Linked DNA regions of Homo sapiens: region 2 is linked to region 1. A link is a loop called in an ENCODE intact Hi-C map of the cell type or tissue named here. Cell type or tissue: heart right ventricle. All regions are shown on one strand. Region 1 holds the start of PPARGC1A (PPARG coactivator 1 alpha). Region 2 overlaps PPARGC1A (PPARG coactivator 1 alpha).

The links. A loop is a pair of places that touch in the nucleus more often than their neighbours do. Peaks named below come from ENCODE experiments on the same cell type or tissue, not always from the same donor. Only the 100,000 strongest peaks of a DNase experiment are listed, where the experiment ranks them.
Region 2: a loop joins it to region 1, with 2.8 times the contacts of the local background. A loop is called at or near these places in 4 of 110 quality-filtered maps.

The regions. Positions count from the first base shown.
Region 1 is chr4:23,887,010-23,895,009 of GRCh38, forward strand. PPARGC1A (PPARG coactivator 1 alpha) reads right to left here and starts at 3,038. Exons shown (of 13, transcript NM_013261.5): 1 at 2,895-3,038. The coding sequence starts at 2,948. In heart right ventricle, no CTCF peak of the experiment used is centred here; DNase peaks (open chromatin) are centred at 2,164 and 3,012; H3K4me3 peaks cover 4,677 bases; H3K27ac peaks cover 4,579 bases.
Region 2 is chr4:23,816,135-23,824,134 of GRCh38, forward strand. The region is part of intron 7 of PPARGC1A (PPARG coactivator 1 alpha); the gene reads right to left. Among named protein-coding and RNA genes, the nearest start is that of PPARGC1A-AS1, 51 kb to the left of the region's middle. In heart right ventricle, no CTCF peak of the experiment used is centred here; a DNase peak (open chromatin) is centred at 3,177; H3K27ac peaks cover 4,454 bases.

The sequences.
Region 1 (8,000 bases):
TGGACAACTTCTTCCTGTCCCTCTCTTTAACTGCCCTCTTTGGCATGACTTGCTCATAACCCTTTAACCTTCCATAAATATGTATTTTTAAATAACTTTTGAAAACCATTGAAAAGACCAGGTCAATTTGTTGTATTGGTGCTATCTTGTCATTTACATATTCCTTTCCTTCCTCTCACTTGTTCGCTCGTGCGCTCTCTCTCTCTCTCTCATTTTGCTTTTATGTTATGGTTGAGAAAAGTGCATGTGTTCTTGCCAATGTTGACATGCTAATAAAATCTGTGCTTCTGAATGTGGCATTATCCTGCTAATCTAAAACACATTAGTGGTAGCAAGTGTTCCTGTTATTAATTTATATTTGGCCTTTGGACAATGCCAGACTTAACAGTCCAAGCCCTGTAACTGTCCTCATCTGACATGCTGATATTTACTGTTTCCCTATACCTCTGTAACAGGTGTGCTTTATTGCAATTACACAGACACATTCTACTGCCTCTTTGCAACTATGACAGCTATTTCACAACTGTAGCCTCAATTTTATAATAAGATTTAAGAGGATAAAGCAGTCACTAAACACAAAAGGCTAATTATTGTATGTTATTTCACCCCAACAGACTTTTCTCTTAGTTAAGGAGCAGACAATAAATTAGCTTAACTGCACTGATGATAATGAATCATTATAATTAAGTATAATTCTCCATTAACCTTTTGGAGGTTTTTGTGCCATTGATGGTAAATTTTAAAGAGAGAGAGAGAAGAAGGAGTGGACTTGGCCACATTAATTATATTAATGAAAAAAGAAACTGGGTTCTTAAAAAAATTAGTTAAGACAGGGGAAAGGGGGTGGAGAGAGGGGCAGTAAAGAATGACAGTCTTAGTGGGGTGTATGTCATGTGAATTGTCTCTATCAATCTTAGTAACCTTACTGTATATCACCTTCATTAAACTGTGAAACACGGGGCACTCCAAGTAGCTATAGTGATATAGGCCTATATTAACCAATGTACTACCCTGTCATTATGTGCAAAAGGGCATAATACGTTTTAGGATGACAGCAAACATTAATGATTCAAAAAATGAAAACTGCCAACGCTACCTGCTGCTCGTAATATTTTATACAGGCGGAGGTGATTCCCAGAGCCGCTGCCATGTAGGCAAAGCTTCTAGCAGCTAGCTGCCTATAGTGCAACAGAGAAGTGACTGGCCAATCTCAGCCGACTGGCGACTCTATCCATGGCTGGACAAGTAGCCAAGACCTTTCCTCCTTAAGAAAAAAATTTAAAGGCCACTATTCTAAATGCTTCTGATGTTTATTTGAAAATGACTGCAGGAATTCCAATGATTAAAATAAATCTTCCTTATTTCCATATGATCTAGTTCCTCAATCAACTCCTAACAGCATCAGGAATAATACATGATGGAAAAATGAAACTACAGCAGCTGAGACCCACAGTGCCAGCCAGACAACCACCCACAGGACACTCCGGCTACTCAAAGGCAATTAGGACTTTGAAGCCACTTATAACCCTGACTCATAATGGCTACAGGGCATATGAATTATCCATATCTATTCCGCCTTACCAAGAAATCAGAACAAGATAACAATTACAATCCACAAATACGATCTACCAAGGCAAGGGAGGGCAAATGGAGCCAACATTTGCAAACCCAGCAAAGAGTTAAGAATCCCGGGCATGCCTCGCTAGATAGGAAAAATGCATTCACAGACGGCCTTGGCCAAATTATTTTCACTTTAGATGTGTATCGCTGCACCACATGGACATCTTATTTAATCAAATCACGTGTGGGCTTGATCCTCCCCCTTACCCTACGTGCCCCCAGCTACCCAGAGGAAACACTCGCAGTCTTTTGCCAGATTCATTGTTAGCAGCTGGGATCCTCCATGCAATTCAATTCGAGTCCATCTCACCAGAGTCCACAGAAAGTTTTGCTTGTTTCCCAAGTTGCCCAAACTTTCCTTCCGAGAGCATTCCATTGTGCTGAATGCAAACACGCCGAGGTCCTCCGTCCCCCCACTAGACTCCAGAGATTACGAGGAAACTGCTTGCGTTATTTTCCCCCCTGTATGAATTGTAGCCAGCAGAGACTGTGGAATTGATGTATTGCTGTCTATTTTTACACTAGCAGCGAGCAGCTCCACACACAGTCCTGCATAAACTCTATTCTCTCTCAGCTTCAGGCAGCTCTCCGTGGTACAGGAAGATTTAACCATTGGCTTCCCTGCCACCGACGCGAACGGAAAACCTTGCACTGCCAGGCGTTTCTTTTTATTCGCTGGCCAAATCTTTCAACCACGTATAGGAGTTTTAAAGGAAGCAGCATCGTTGTTTTGTGTTCTGTGGGAAAAGCAATCTAAAATAGCCCAGCAGGATTATTTAGGATTTTGTAAGTTCTCTGTCTGATGAACAGAGAGAGAGGGGGGAAAAATCCGGACTAGAGTCAAAACGGACTATATTTGAACACATCCATTTTAATATTTTTATCTTCGTCTTATTATAAATAGAAATGGCATTTTTCCAACCAGGCCACTAAACACCACTGGAAAGACTTCAGCTTCTGATTCATATCAATATCTTAGAGCATAAATATTGCATATGAGTAGAAACAGTGCCAAAGTCACATGGAAAGAGTTTCTAACTGCAACAGATACTGATGACAGCAGCTAAGCTTTGATTTGCTCAAGCCATCTCAGAGCCACCTTAAAATAGCAAACTTATTGGAGTTAAGATAAGATTGAGATTCTTCTAAAAGCTCCTGCCTGGACTACTTTCCTGGCTCCTCTCTTTGCCCAAGCCCATCCCCCCTTACAGGAATAATAGCATCTGAGGGAAGCGTCAGTTGTGGCTGCAGCGCCGAGCCCTGCCCCAGCTCACCTCGATGTCACTCCATACAGACTCAGAGTCCTGGTTGCACATGTCCCACGCCATCCAGCTCCTGAATGACGCCAGTCAAGCTTTTTCAACTCCAATCCACAGTGACACAGAGCACACACTCATGCAGGCAACCAGCCCCTTACTGAGAGTGAACTGAAGGCACCTGTCTTACTACAGTCCCCAGTCACATGACAAAGCTATTAAAAAGTAGGCTGGGCTGTCACTCACCCAGCCTCCCTTCCCCTGTGCAGCTTGCTGCTCTAACTCGTGACGTCACTCAAAGGCAGCCCTCTGCTTCAGTGAAGTAACGCTTTAAAAAAAAAAAAAAAGAAAGAAAAAGAAAAGAAAGAAAGAAAGGAAACACTTAGACTTTTGGAGGCTTCAAGCATCATGCTGTGATTAAAGCCAGCTTTGAATGCCACAGACTCTAAACGGAGCCCTGGCCATATAATAACCAAAATCCCCTGCAATCTTTTTTTAATTTATTTTCCTTCCAAAACAAGCAAGTGGCAAAGCTCCCTGTTTCATGACAGAGTAACTATATTCTTAGCTAAAACGTGTATTCCCTAAGAACTCTTTAATTCTAAGATCTCCAAGTGGACTCAAGCTCAGTTTGGGACTAAAGCAAGAGCTTATCACATGATGCATTTTTATGAGACATTTTCTCATTGAGGGAGTGTTTGAAAGCGCAAACGGGGCTTTTTTTTTTTTTTTTTTTTTTTTTGCTTGTTTAATCAACAAAATAGCCTGTATGTGTTAAGGTATAAACAAACTCCTCCACCCAGAATTCGGCTGCCCCCATGGCAGTAGGGAATACCAGCTCCCGAAGAGTTGCTGCAGTTTTCTTTGCTCCATATAAGGAGAACAAGCCACAAAACCCCATCCTTTCAGCTTCCTTCTAATTATTTCCATTTCTCTCATAGGCTCCCAGAAAACAAGTGTTAGTAAATACAGTCGCTGCTGCTCTGCTCAGATCAGCTTTGATTCCCGGCTCCTATTTTTCATACATGTAGCGTTTCCTCCCTAACTGCCTTAGGGTGCCTTTTTGAATAAACATTGAATTCCAACCCTAGTGCCCTGGGTTGTGTAGTTTGCGTTTTGAAATCAAGAATGTCTGTGAACTGAGGGAAAAATACCAACACACTATTAGCAGAAATATTCAATTCCTGAGCTTTACTTTCTATTATTTTTCAGCTTGTACCTTGAGACAATGAGGGCTAATGCAGGTAGGTGCAACTGTTTTATGATGACACTACATATTGAATACATAACAAACTCAAGGTACTGGACACAGTGGAAAAACACTTCCTGTAACATGACAGTGGTCTGACTTAACCCTTCCAAGTTCCCAGGAGATGTACACGTGTATGTATCTGTGTGAATAAACATGTTTTCATAAAATGTTAAACCCAATATACTTTTAGAATCAGCTCAATTCTTTTACTTGATAATAATTTACCTGAAAACAATCCCCCAGTTACCTAAATATAATTTGTAAAGCATTATTCTACTGAGGTTAATTTACACTGTTCTTCATTGTCCATCTCCTTAAACAGAAAAACATGGTTATTTGCCCTAACACATATTTTAAATATTAAATTGCTCAAATATTAAAGTGAAAGAAAGAACAAAAGAAACAAAATACCAGCAGACTGCTGCTTCTTTCAGACCATACATATTATAAGAGATTTGTGTGCTGTGAGAGCTGCAACAAGTTGCTAGTAAATTCCCAAATAATGTAAGGAAGTTGACAGTTTATCATTACTGGGCATAAAAAGGTGGCCAAGAGCTTTGACATTTTAAGTTTGCTGAATACAGTTCACCAGCACATTTTCCCTTTTATAAACAGCAGAAAATTACTGTAGTTTTAATTTTCTAATGAAAGAACAGGAAAATACAACCTCGGGAATGCTTTTATACAAGCAATTAGTGGCATTACTCTGCACTCCCCACAAAGAAACACTAATTTTCTTCCCAATTATATTCTGATTTAATGTAAAACTTCAGTAAATTATTAAAATTCAGGACAAAGGTCATTGGCTCTGCCCTCAAGGATCAACTGTGAAATAATATTGGTCACCTGGCCAAGAAGAGTCAATGTTTATTAATTATTATCATGTGATTCTTCCATTGTGATATTCACTGATACCTTTATTTGTGTTTATCCAATGCTAGATATTCATCATATTTTTAAAACCTATTCACATCTTTTAGAGATGTTCTTTACATTAGAACAGGCTCGTTATAATTTTTGATATTCTAACCTGCCCAGATTGTATTGTTAGGGTTTTCTTATTTTTTGCCATCTAATTCTACTTCTAAAAAATCAAATCAGCACATGCACTGAAACCAGAAGTGATTTCAAATACACTTGTGTTTTCTTCACTCTCACTATCACAAAGAGGATGGAATTCAGAAGTAACAACATTTAAAAGACTCATAAACTACAGTATATTGCATTTCCCCCTCAAATTTCTATTACTGGACAAATCAAAATTAAATAGATTCCTAGGACAAATTAGAGTGCTTTCCACGATATTTTTTTTTTGTCTTAAAACTACAACTGTAATGAGAGGGATGTTTTAGAGGTTTTATAATTTTGTTAATTAACTCTTCAGATTAAATTTTTTCTTCAGTCCAGTTTTTTTTTTTTTCTTTTCTCAGGAGAACTTAAATGGTTCATTGCTCACCAACCTTGGTTTTTTTCTGGTTCCCCGGGCCATTTCTCTATTTAATTCTCTCTCTGCTTTGACTATTTCTCTTACTCTCTACCCACAGCCCTCCTTTCACCCCTTCGTCAACTCTGTCTCCAAAATTCCCAAATATCTGGTTTCAGACAACAAGGATCTATTGAAACCTTACTGTGTGCACAGCCATGTATCACAAGGACTGCCAAGAAAGCATATGACATGGACACAAGAGAGCTTACAATTTTAGGGGGATGACAACCCTTAAAAATGGGGAATAATTTGGTATGAAAAACCAACGTCACTTGGATCAACACCCAGATTCCTCTTCTACTGCTTAAAACACACCCTGGTGAGATACAAGTTCCTTTCATTGACCACTGCAGTTCACACCCAAATCAAACCCATTTTTTCTCAACAATAGAAAGAGGTATTTATTAACATCTGCTGAGTGCCCCCAATGTTGCATATCTACACAAAGCCTACATTCCATCCTGATAATTTCTCCCCTCTGTAGTTCTGTTAACATTTTCCAGGGTTTCAATATTAGTAGAGGCAGGAGAATCTATCTCGAGTTGCTAACAAAGAGAAAAAAAAAAACCTCAAGAGAATAATTCAATTCTCTAACAAATACGTTGACTGAAGTGTATAACATTTGGGTTTCCTTCCTCACTCCTACTCCAAATTAAAGGCTTTTCCCATCCCTCCATATTTCAGACAACTGCCCATTTCTAAAAATTAGAATCAAATTCAAACCCTCAAACTCAAAAACCTCAGAGAATAGCAAAAACAATTGGTTTTGTTGTCTATATTGAATATAGGTGATTTCAGAAGCAAACTCAGAAGAGCTATTAGGATAAATATATTTGTTCATTTGTTTTTATAAGTTTATAAGTTTTTATTTTAATAAAACAAACAAAAAACTACCAGACTGCTGCTTCTTTCAGATCATACATATTATAAGAGATGTGTCTACTGTGATATCTGCAGCAAGTTGCTAGTAAATTCCCAAATAACGTAAGCAAATTGACAGTTTATCATTACTGGGCATAAAAAGGTGACCAAGAGCTTCAACATTTTAAGTTTGCTGAATACAGTTCATAAGCACATTTTCTCTCTTACACACAGCAGAAAATTACTGTAGTTTTAGTTTTCTAAATCAAGAAAGAACAGGAAAATACAACCTCGGGAATGTTTCCATATACACTATTTATACAATAACTACATAAGAATATATGTATGCAGAAACTTCTCAAGAAAGAAAGGTGGAAAGCAAGACATATACAGCAGACCACGTATGGGCTAGACATTAAGATCAGCACTTCATATACCACATCTCAGTCAATTTAGTCCTCCAAACTATCCAATAAAAATGACCTGTGTACCCATTTTATGATGGAGAAAAATAAGGCTGGGCAAGGTTTGGAGGGCAGCTGGAAAGAGCATGCAAATCGCTGAAAGCCTTTCTAGGAAGAACTAAAGTTTCATCCATAAGAATAATAATCATCCTCAAATCAAAGCCATAGCAAAGACCCTGGAGGCAACTTTATAACTGAGGGACAGTCTACATAGCTGGAAACCAATATTCCTGGGAATGCTGCCTGCCTAGAGCATTCGTCCAGAAAGCAAAGGGGCCTGCCTAGAATTGCTAATATTTTTCAAGTTAGTCATTGTTAACAGGCATTCAATTGCTTGCTTTTAATTCCTAGAGGGACTAATTGATCCTGATACCCCACATCAGTTTCTAAACACATGCTTTGGGCCTCTGGTTAGAAGCAGAGACTGCATAGAACACAAAAGTTGGTAGCAGGATAGGATATAACAAAGACTTCTATTCTATAAATACTATAAAATTAAACCTCATTTTGCTTGAAAAAAATGCCACAGTGATGTCCATGTGAACAAAGAACCTTTGAGGAAATAACTAGAGGAAAATCAAGACAGCTTGAATGTCTCCTAGCATTTATTTTTATTTTTTTAATAAACAAGTTATGATAGACAACCTTAGCAAAAACATCTCTCATCTCCAGTAAAACCTTCTGCAGACCGGCTCTATGGAACTGAGTCAGCCTCTATTTTAATTTGGACCTCAAAATGTGCTTTTGGTGTTTTTCATATTAAAACAAAAAATAACATGAAAGTTAATCTGAGTTGCAGTCAATTGGACTAATCTAAACTTAAAGCAACAATTGTACTTATTAAGCACAGAGATAAGAGATAATAAAAGGGTGGTTAAAATCTGATTTTGTCTGATGTTCAACTCGGTTGTATTTGTGAATCCACATTTTCATTTACCTTAATTATTCCAGGTTAATTTATCTATAATGCAGACAGTTATTGATTATTTAGACAATAAATGTTCAATAGGATTATCTAGCAATTTTTTTAAGTGGAACTGAACAAGGCATATTACATATTG
Region 2 (8,000 bases), 71 kb before region 1:
GGTTTGACTTCGGAGTTCCAACTCAGAAAATCTCAGAAAGACAGAGAAATGCAAACACAAAGTGAATGGGACACTGTACTCCACTCATGGTCACACCTGAGTCTCAAAAAGGCTTCCCTTTGTTAACAGCTGCTCTTGGATGGCTCTTTGCCCTTCTCTTTGCTGTAGCAAAGGAAGTGACTTACATGACTGAATGAAACATCTGTGCCACTGAGGCACACTCAACTCTTGTTTCCTCTCTCATAGATAAGTATGTCTTTTACTCAACCTAATAAATTCCTATTTGGTCAATCTTATCTTTTCTCTCCATTTTCACTTGCTTTATTTACGAATTGCACTGCCTTATTCATGCATACTGATTTCTTCTACATGCTACCTTCAATTACCACTTGCAATTCCCAGCGAGATAAAAAAAAAAGCACATTCTCAAATATTCCTCCTAGGAGCCTAAGATACTTAAAGAAATAATGAGGAATAATCTCTCTTTGCTGAGTAAATACCAATCAAATATGTCCAATGACATAGCCCTTGAATTGGAGGAAATGGCATTCAACATCCTCATATCCAACTCCGTAAATCTTTGCATGATCACCCCAAGCTAGGGTAATTTTTACTTCTTTAGTAATTTACTGTCAGGATCCCTCTATTGATACCAATCACATATTACTATACATTTTTGCTTATCTCTTTTCGAATGTGAATTATGTCTTGTCTTTCCAAATCAGTTATAAGCGCTTTGCAGGATGTTGCTTGGGCACATTTGTTGCATTATTATTTTGTACTAATTTTATTTTTTCTAGATTCTCCTTTAGTCGTGGGTCTCACATTTCAGCAGCCCAAGAATCACTTGGGAAACCGGGTAAACATTTTTAATGAGATGCTTCACAGGCCACATCTGAGAACCCCAGCCCTAGAGTGTCTGCCGCACGCCACTTTGTACTCTCAGGTATACATATCTTGACAGATATTTTAGATTTATAAAAAGAAACCTTAAACTTCAGGAACGCCAAATTAGGCCACTATTAAAGAGCGACTGGTTCTAAAAATAGCTCAGGTATCTAGGGATTTCAAATATAGAAATCCTTCTGAGTCTTGAAAATTTGAAACCCTTGTCCTAGTACCCAAGCTCATTATCGCTTAAATAACTGGTTCTCAAGTTGCTCTGGGGAGTGGCGACACCTTGATTGTACTTTCTTTGGGTTAAAAACAAAGCCTTTTACCTCTGTCACACATTAGACAGCCTGTGGCCATTGAACAGACATTCGTTGAACACCTACTATGTGCTGGATATGACACCAGATACTGCTATTTCAGGGACTCAGCCTCCAGGGACTTCACAATCGATTTTAATAGAAAAGCGCTTCTTTAAAATTTGACATAAGTATATTTTTCTGCATATACACTTAAAATTGATGGAAACACCCAGAGACCATCAAATATGCCCTGTGAGTAAAAATATAAGGGCTGGAAATTTCTGCGGGCACCATTTGTTGAAACAAATAGGTAATATTTGCTTATTGAATGGAAGATATTTCAAGATTAGTGAGTAGATGGAGAGAGAAAAATAATTTGGCTAATTCCCTAAACCCTTCATTGTTTACTGAAACATCTCTAACCGGAGAATATCTCAAAGCAAGATTGAGAAATCTCACGGATGACAAGATTTCCTATCACCAAGTGCCTCCCTAATGGAAAGCCTATCTCCAGATACAGTTGAGACCCAAAGCCAAACAAAACAAAACAAAGGTGCAAGAAGTATGTTTCTTTCTTTGAACATAGTGTTAAACTTTTCAGAGCTGCTGATGAGACAGGCAACCCCTTGCTGCCTCTGAACTAGTTGTTATTTCTCTAGCCTCACCTCCGCTACCCACAACTTTCCCCCCTGAAGTAAGAGGGAGGTCAGTGCTCAATCCCTTGATGCCACTACCTTTGCTCATCTTCCCACTAATCTCTGGACTCTCGATTTCATGCCACAAGCCCAAATCAACAGTGCTAATGCCTCCCATAACCTCTGGATTATTTCCTGCGTGTTGATTTTCTGGGGAATGTGTACATTTTGGTGTTGACAGTACAAGGTATATTCCATGCTCTCTCTTGAACTTAGCAGGTTTTGACAGATTTATGTGAGGACAGATGGCCATTACAGGCTGAAGGCTGACAAGAGGCAGTTCCGAGCATTGTTAACACACTTGCACAAACTCTCAGCAGTGCAGCTCGGTGCAGAATGTAATTCAGACTATAGCTTTTTTATTGCCGCCTATTTTCTTTTGTCAAAAGAGCCTGCTGTGCAGAGCAACAAATGGCTGCTATTACCCAGAATGTAATGGGTGTCAGACAAATCACATAACACAAACAATCAAGAGTATGTAGGTCATATTTCAACAGAGCACAACCTTAGCAATATTTATGATTACTGCATTGAAATGTGCTCCATAATAAACAAGCACCTCTACATCACTCACACTTACGCACTTCTGCACAGCAAATCTGGGAGAAGTGGTACATACTCTACAGTCATCTTTTTAAACAGCCCTTTTATTTAAAAAAAAAAGGCAAAGACAAGTTTTGTTTTGTTTTTCATTATCGCTATGAAACGATTTTCTTGGAGGAGTTTTCTTTTGGGTTTGTTTGTTTAATTGAATGACTCTGATAAATGGTGAGTCCCTGGCTCTGTTTCTTGTGATGTGCTATTCACCAATGGCATCTTTTTTTTTTTTTTTTTTTTTTTTTTTTTGGAGTTTATAACATTTTGCAGAATGTACTGCAAAATCTGCAACTTACTTTCAAGTTTGTTTAACAGTGGGATTTTGCATATGTTGCATGCCAATTCAGGTATTTAAGAAAAAAAAAATTAGGAGATGAGTTTCTAAGTTGCTTAAAAACACACCAAAATAGGAAGACTGAGCAAAGAGAGGTGTGTGACTTGTCCTACTCACATATTTCAGGCCTCATGAATTTGGAGTGGGTGTCAAGAGTGCAGAGGGAAAGCTGATATTCACTGAGTACCAACCGTTACCTCTACAGCAGTTGTTAAAATATTCAGTAGATAAAAGCTGCCCTAGTGTTCTCTCCTTCTGCACCTACTTCCCCAGGACTCACTGGAGCTCCACAAGACCCAGCAACTGAAGTGTTCACACTTGGCACAGAAGACTATCCAACAGACCCTGCTGGTCCTCTGGCTGGCCACAGTCCATTTGGGAGTGGCCTGCCTCCAGTACATTTTAAGTATTTCTCCTATCACCCCTGGTTACTGGGTAACAAACTGGCCTTGGAGAAAAGCTTCAGAACATTCCTATGACATAAGCCTAATTCCCCAACTCTTGCTCATGGAAGATGAAGATATCATTAATTGACCCTTGTGTAAATTCCCCACAGAGCTGGGATAGAGGATGGGTAAGGGGAACCTGGCATTTCAGGTGGCTATTGCCAAACCCCAAAGCTGATGTGGGAGAGAAAATTCCTTTGCTATCCTTGGCTTACAAGAAATAGGATGGTACCATTTCCAGAGAAGAAAAATTAGGAATAAAGGAATTGTCATTATAGACACTGGGTCAAAATGAATGAAATTGAAAATAGAAAATGAAGAATATGGTTGAAATATGGAAGAAATCTCTGACAGTAAGAGTCGCCAAGCATTGGAATGGGCTGTAAAAAGAATTTGTTGGGTCTTCCTTTCTTAGATTCTTGAAGCACAGGAATAGATTATGTGGCCTGTCAAAATCACCTTCCAGTTCTCTGATGCTATGCTTTTCCTTTTAAAACTACCGACAACTACCCATATTTTACTTTGGTCCACTTTCCCAAAGATATGTCACATACACAAGGAGTATGTATGCCAAAAGGCTACAGCCGTTTGTCAATATTTATGCTGTTTGTCAGTACATTTTTCCAGCAAAGTGAACTTTTAAATTGAGAGTCCACAAAGGCAATGTAAAATTCAACATAAAAGTGGTAGTTACAAATTGGTTAATGAGTATTTTGTTGTTGTTTATTTGTGAGTCTACTAAAGTACACTTTGAATGACTGCTGATTAAAGCGTAGAGAAAAAATTAAGTAAAAAATAAATAACATCAAATCACATGTCCCCTCTGATGAAAATAATGTGGAAAAACATATATCAATGGAGAAAAAAATTATGAAGGCCTACTTGTTTTAGGGTGATGACATCTGATTATATTTTTTGCTCTTCTCATTTTATCAGTTATAAAATAGTTCTACTGCTGTTACAATGTTTACAGTAATAACAAATAAAAACTATATATACATATACATAAAATTTTGGGGTCACTTTGGTCCCTACCCAAATTCCTTCGTGTCTGTGGTTTAAACCGTCACCTTGTTGAGCTGACATTGCTTTGCCATTCCCATTTCAGAAACAAAAAAGTGTAGCACTCTGAAAATCTCCATATGCAATAGATTTAAATGCCTTCTGCCAAAAGAGCATTCTCTTTTCTCTCATCTTGCTTTACTAACAGCTATTTTGAAATCAAATTAGTTTTTACACCTGTAAAAGAGAAGAGTTTTTTTATCAGCCAAAATGAGCTAGTTTAGGACAATCACAAAGAAGTCAGACCAGCTGGCAATACCTAATAAAGCAAACTTCCTATCTCATCCCTCCTGTTTCTCAAAGACACTGCAGATGGGGCAGAGGCATTATTCTGGAGGTCTTAGAATTTTGTTGACTCCTTACATTTCCACTTAAACATTTGGAAAATTTCACCAAAATTTGTGAGAGTAAAGAAAAAGAAGACACCAGAAGGCCTGAGCCAAAGCTTGGGTCACTTCTGCTGCTGCAGTCAAACTGATTAAGCCTGTAGACCAAGGATCAACAAACCACCAATATAAATGCTATTTCTACCCTTGCCACCCACCTGCTGCACCTATGGTAGACATCACTAATTGATCATGACATTCCCCATGAGCACAGACTTGGCCTTAGAATCTTTCTCAACACGATGCTCCTGGCAGACAGTACCAATCAATGACACTTGGCAAGTGCAATGAAGCCTATTTAACATAACATATGTCAATTACTATCTTTAAAATTCAGACTTCAGGAAAGAGATATAAGTTCTCTTCAGGCAGACCTGCTTTGAACCCAGGGTCCATTAGATAGCTTGTGTCAACGTATAAATCTTTCCTCAACAATGAAATGGGCAGAAAGTAAGGAAGATACTGTATGTGAAGTACCTATTTAGGGAGTGCCTGATTGCCAGAAATTGTAGTCATAGAAGTAGCTGTTGCTGAGAGAATCTCAAATCAGTGAGTGTTCTGCCTTGATTTGGTAAATTCCATACCTACACCAAAAGCAGTATTTGTTCAATTTGATGTGAAAATAGTAGGGGGTGGGGGAGGCACAGAAAAAGAATAAATAACTTCATATATGAGATTGCCAAAGAGGATACACAGCAAGGGCAATAAAAGGGAAGAGGTGAAACCAGTCAAAAGTTGGAAAGATAAGAAGTAAGGTACAACGACCACTGCAAATGAAGTTAACTCAGAATTAGTAATTAAATATCTAATATTTATTGAGTACTTATATAATAAGGGGGCACTCATATTTTATCTCATTTAATCCTCACACTGACCCAGTGAGATGTAGGTATTGTAACCATCTTCATATCATGCATAAGAATCCTAGTCTTTCAGAGGTTAAGTAAATGGACCAAGGCCACACACTAGATGGGAGGTCATTCAGAATTTAAACTTGGGTTTGCCCAACATCCAAGCCAAGGTTTTGTAAACTTCACCAAGCTATGCCATCTGCTCTTTAAAATCACGATATACTACTTTTAATTGAAGCTTTGCTGCTTATAAACTGTTTTACTTCAGATCGAACCACATAAAATTCCATTTTTGTGTGTCAAAAATGATTGCATACTGGCAATTTTATTTTTCAACCTATATTTTAGTCTTTTGAGTAGACAATTTTATCAGTAGTTATGAATATGACTTTGAAATGGAGGAAACTGAGGTGTACAAGAGATCAAGGATGTAGAAAAGAGTCTTAGCAATCAAAAGATCCAGGAGGGAAAGTGTGTGTGCCATCTTGTTGCTCCTTATTGATTTCACAGTCCTTGCCAAATTCATTGTCATCTGAGCATCCCTTTGGTTTCCTGCTTTCTTGCTTCTGCTCCATCAACATCTTCTCTCCATTCCACCCCTACGCTTCAAAATCTGTGCATTTTTTTTGTTTGTTTGTTTTCCCTGAAGGCTCTCCAAGTCAGGTTAGCCTATGGAGAGCTTAATTTCCTCCACATTCCTTTCCATGAATCACCTCTGTCATTCACTAGGATGATAGTATTGCCTAAATATTTCTGTCAGTCCTTTAACTGCCTTTATCATTTTAAAAAACTCTTTTGGCCAATCAATGTCTTTAAACTTGAACTATGCTGCAGTGTTTTCCCTTTGATAACTCTTTTTCTCCCTTTGTGATTCTTTCTAGGTACAATTAGTGTTTGTCACAATCTTCAAACACTACTAAGCGACCAATTTTGCTGAAGATTTTAAGAGGAGATGACAATTGTAGACATTATATGTTGCACTGCATTTCAAGCCCAGAATATCTCTAGAGAAAAAACAAATCTCCCTCAATCTCCTCTTTATGTTATTCTCCAGGAAGGTTCCAAACTTTACCTTCTAGCCTCATTCAGCATCTTTCAAGTCCTCATCTCCTTGCTTTCCAAAGCTCTAAATCACTTCTGTTACATAAATGCAATTGGGCTTTACTTCAGCTTCCCCAATTTATATCTGTACAGCTATTACAATCACACTCAACAAACTAAAAACTGCTTTCTGGGCCTACCTTTGTTAGAAGGTGGTGGAACATATCCAGTAAATAATATTTGCTTTCATGCTACTTATCAATGTGTCTCAGTACCCCAATAGACTAAACAGTTCATGTGCATTGTACTGGTGATTGAAATTATGTAAGATGGTAAAATCTCCTGTAAATGAATGAAATGTGAGTGTGGAAAAATATTCCTGTAAAAAAAAACTCAAAAAAGGTCATTGCTAAAAGAAGTGTTATCAAATTAGTTGTGGATGGGTGGAATTGGAAAATATTTGAAAAATTATAAAAATCTAGAAGAATTCAGACTACCATACCAATGTCTCTAATCTTTTCCTTCAAGGAGCAAGCAATAAAAAGTGGCTACCATCTATAATATGTATTATATAATAATATATTAGTGTGGTTTATACAAGAAAGATGAATCAATAGACCCCCAAATAGTAAAAAATAAGCTTAAGGTAAAGATCTCCATCTTCTACCAAAACTGTAATATTTGAATGTATATTTTTGTGTTTTAAGCAAAGGTAAAATAAAACAGTATAAGCTTGAATCAACTTTTTTAATAAACCCACCAATTGCTGGTCCTCACTGGTCAGATAAGAAGGCCTCTACTGCATATCATATATACACACAAAAGCTACTCCTAAACATATATGTAAGTTATAATGTATTTAAGAAATAGTGTTATGTATTTAAGAAATGATGTTAAGTATATGCTTATAAGTAAAGATTTGTGTCTATGTGTGCATGCCTATAAAAATATGTATATATGTACATATGTGTGAGTCTGCACACACATACACTATATATCTACACCATGAAATTAACTACTCTACTGCTTGACCAAGTCATGCAATCATGCATTAGACCTTTCATAAGAAGGTAATTTAGCAAACACAAAGTGTGAAATTAAACTAGCAACAATGACCACGGTGCAGGTAGGCACCATAGTTCTGGTTCAAAGCATCTTGTTTAATGTACTGTTCCTTTAACCTTATCAGCAATGGCCAGAGCCAAGGAATTTCTTGTTTAGACATCCCACGACTCACTTTTTGGTGGGGTTCAAGTACCTAAACTTAAAGCACTTAGTGCAAGGGCACCATTTGCAACCAACTCAGAAGTTTGCCTAAGAGCTCTTCAGTTAGTCTAAGTTTTTTAAGCGCTTCAATATTTTTTATTAGTTTTTTTTTTTTAAATAAACAACTGG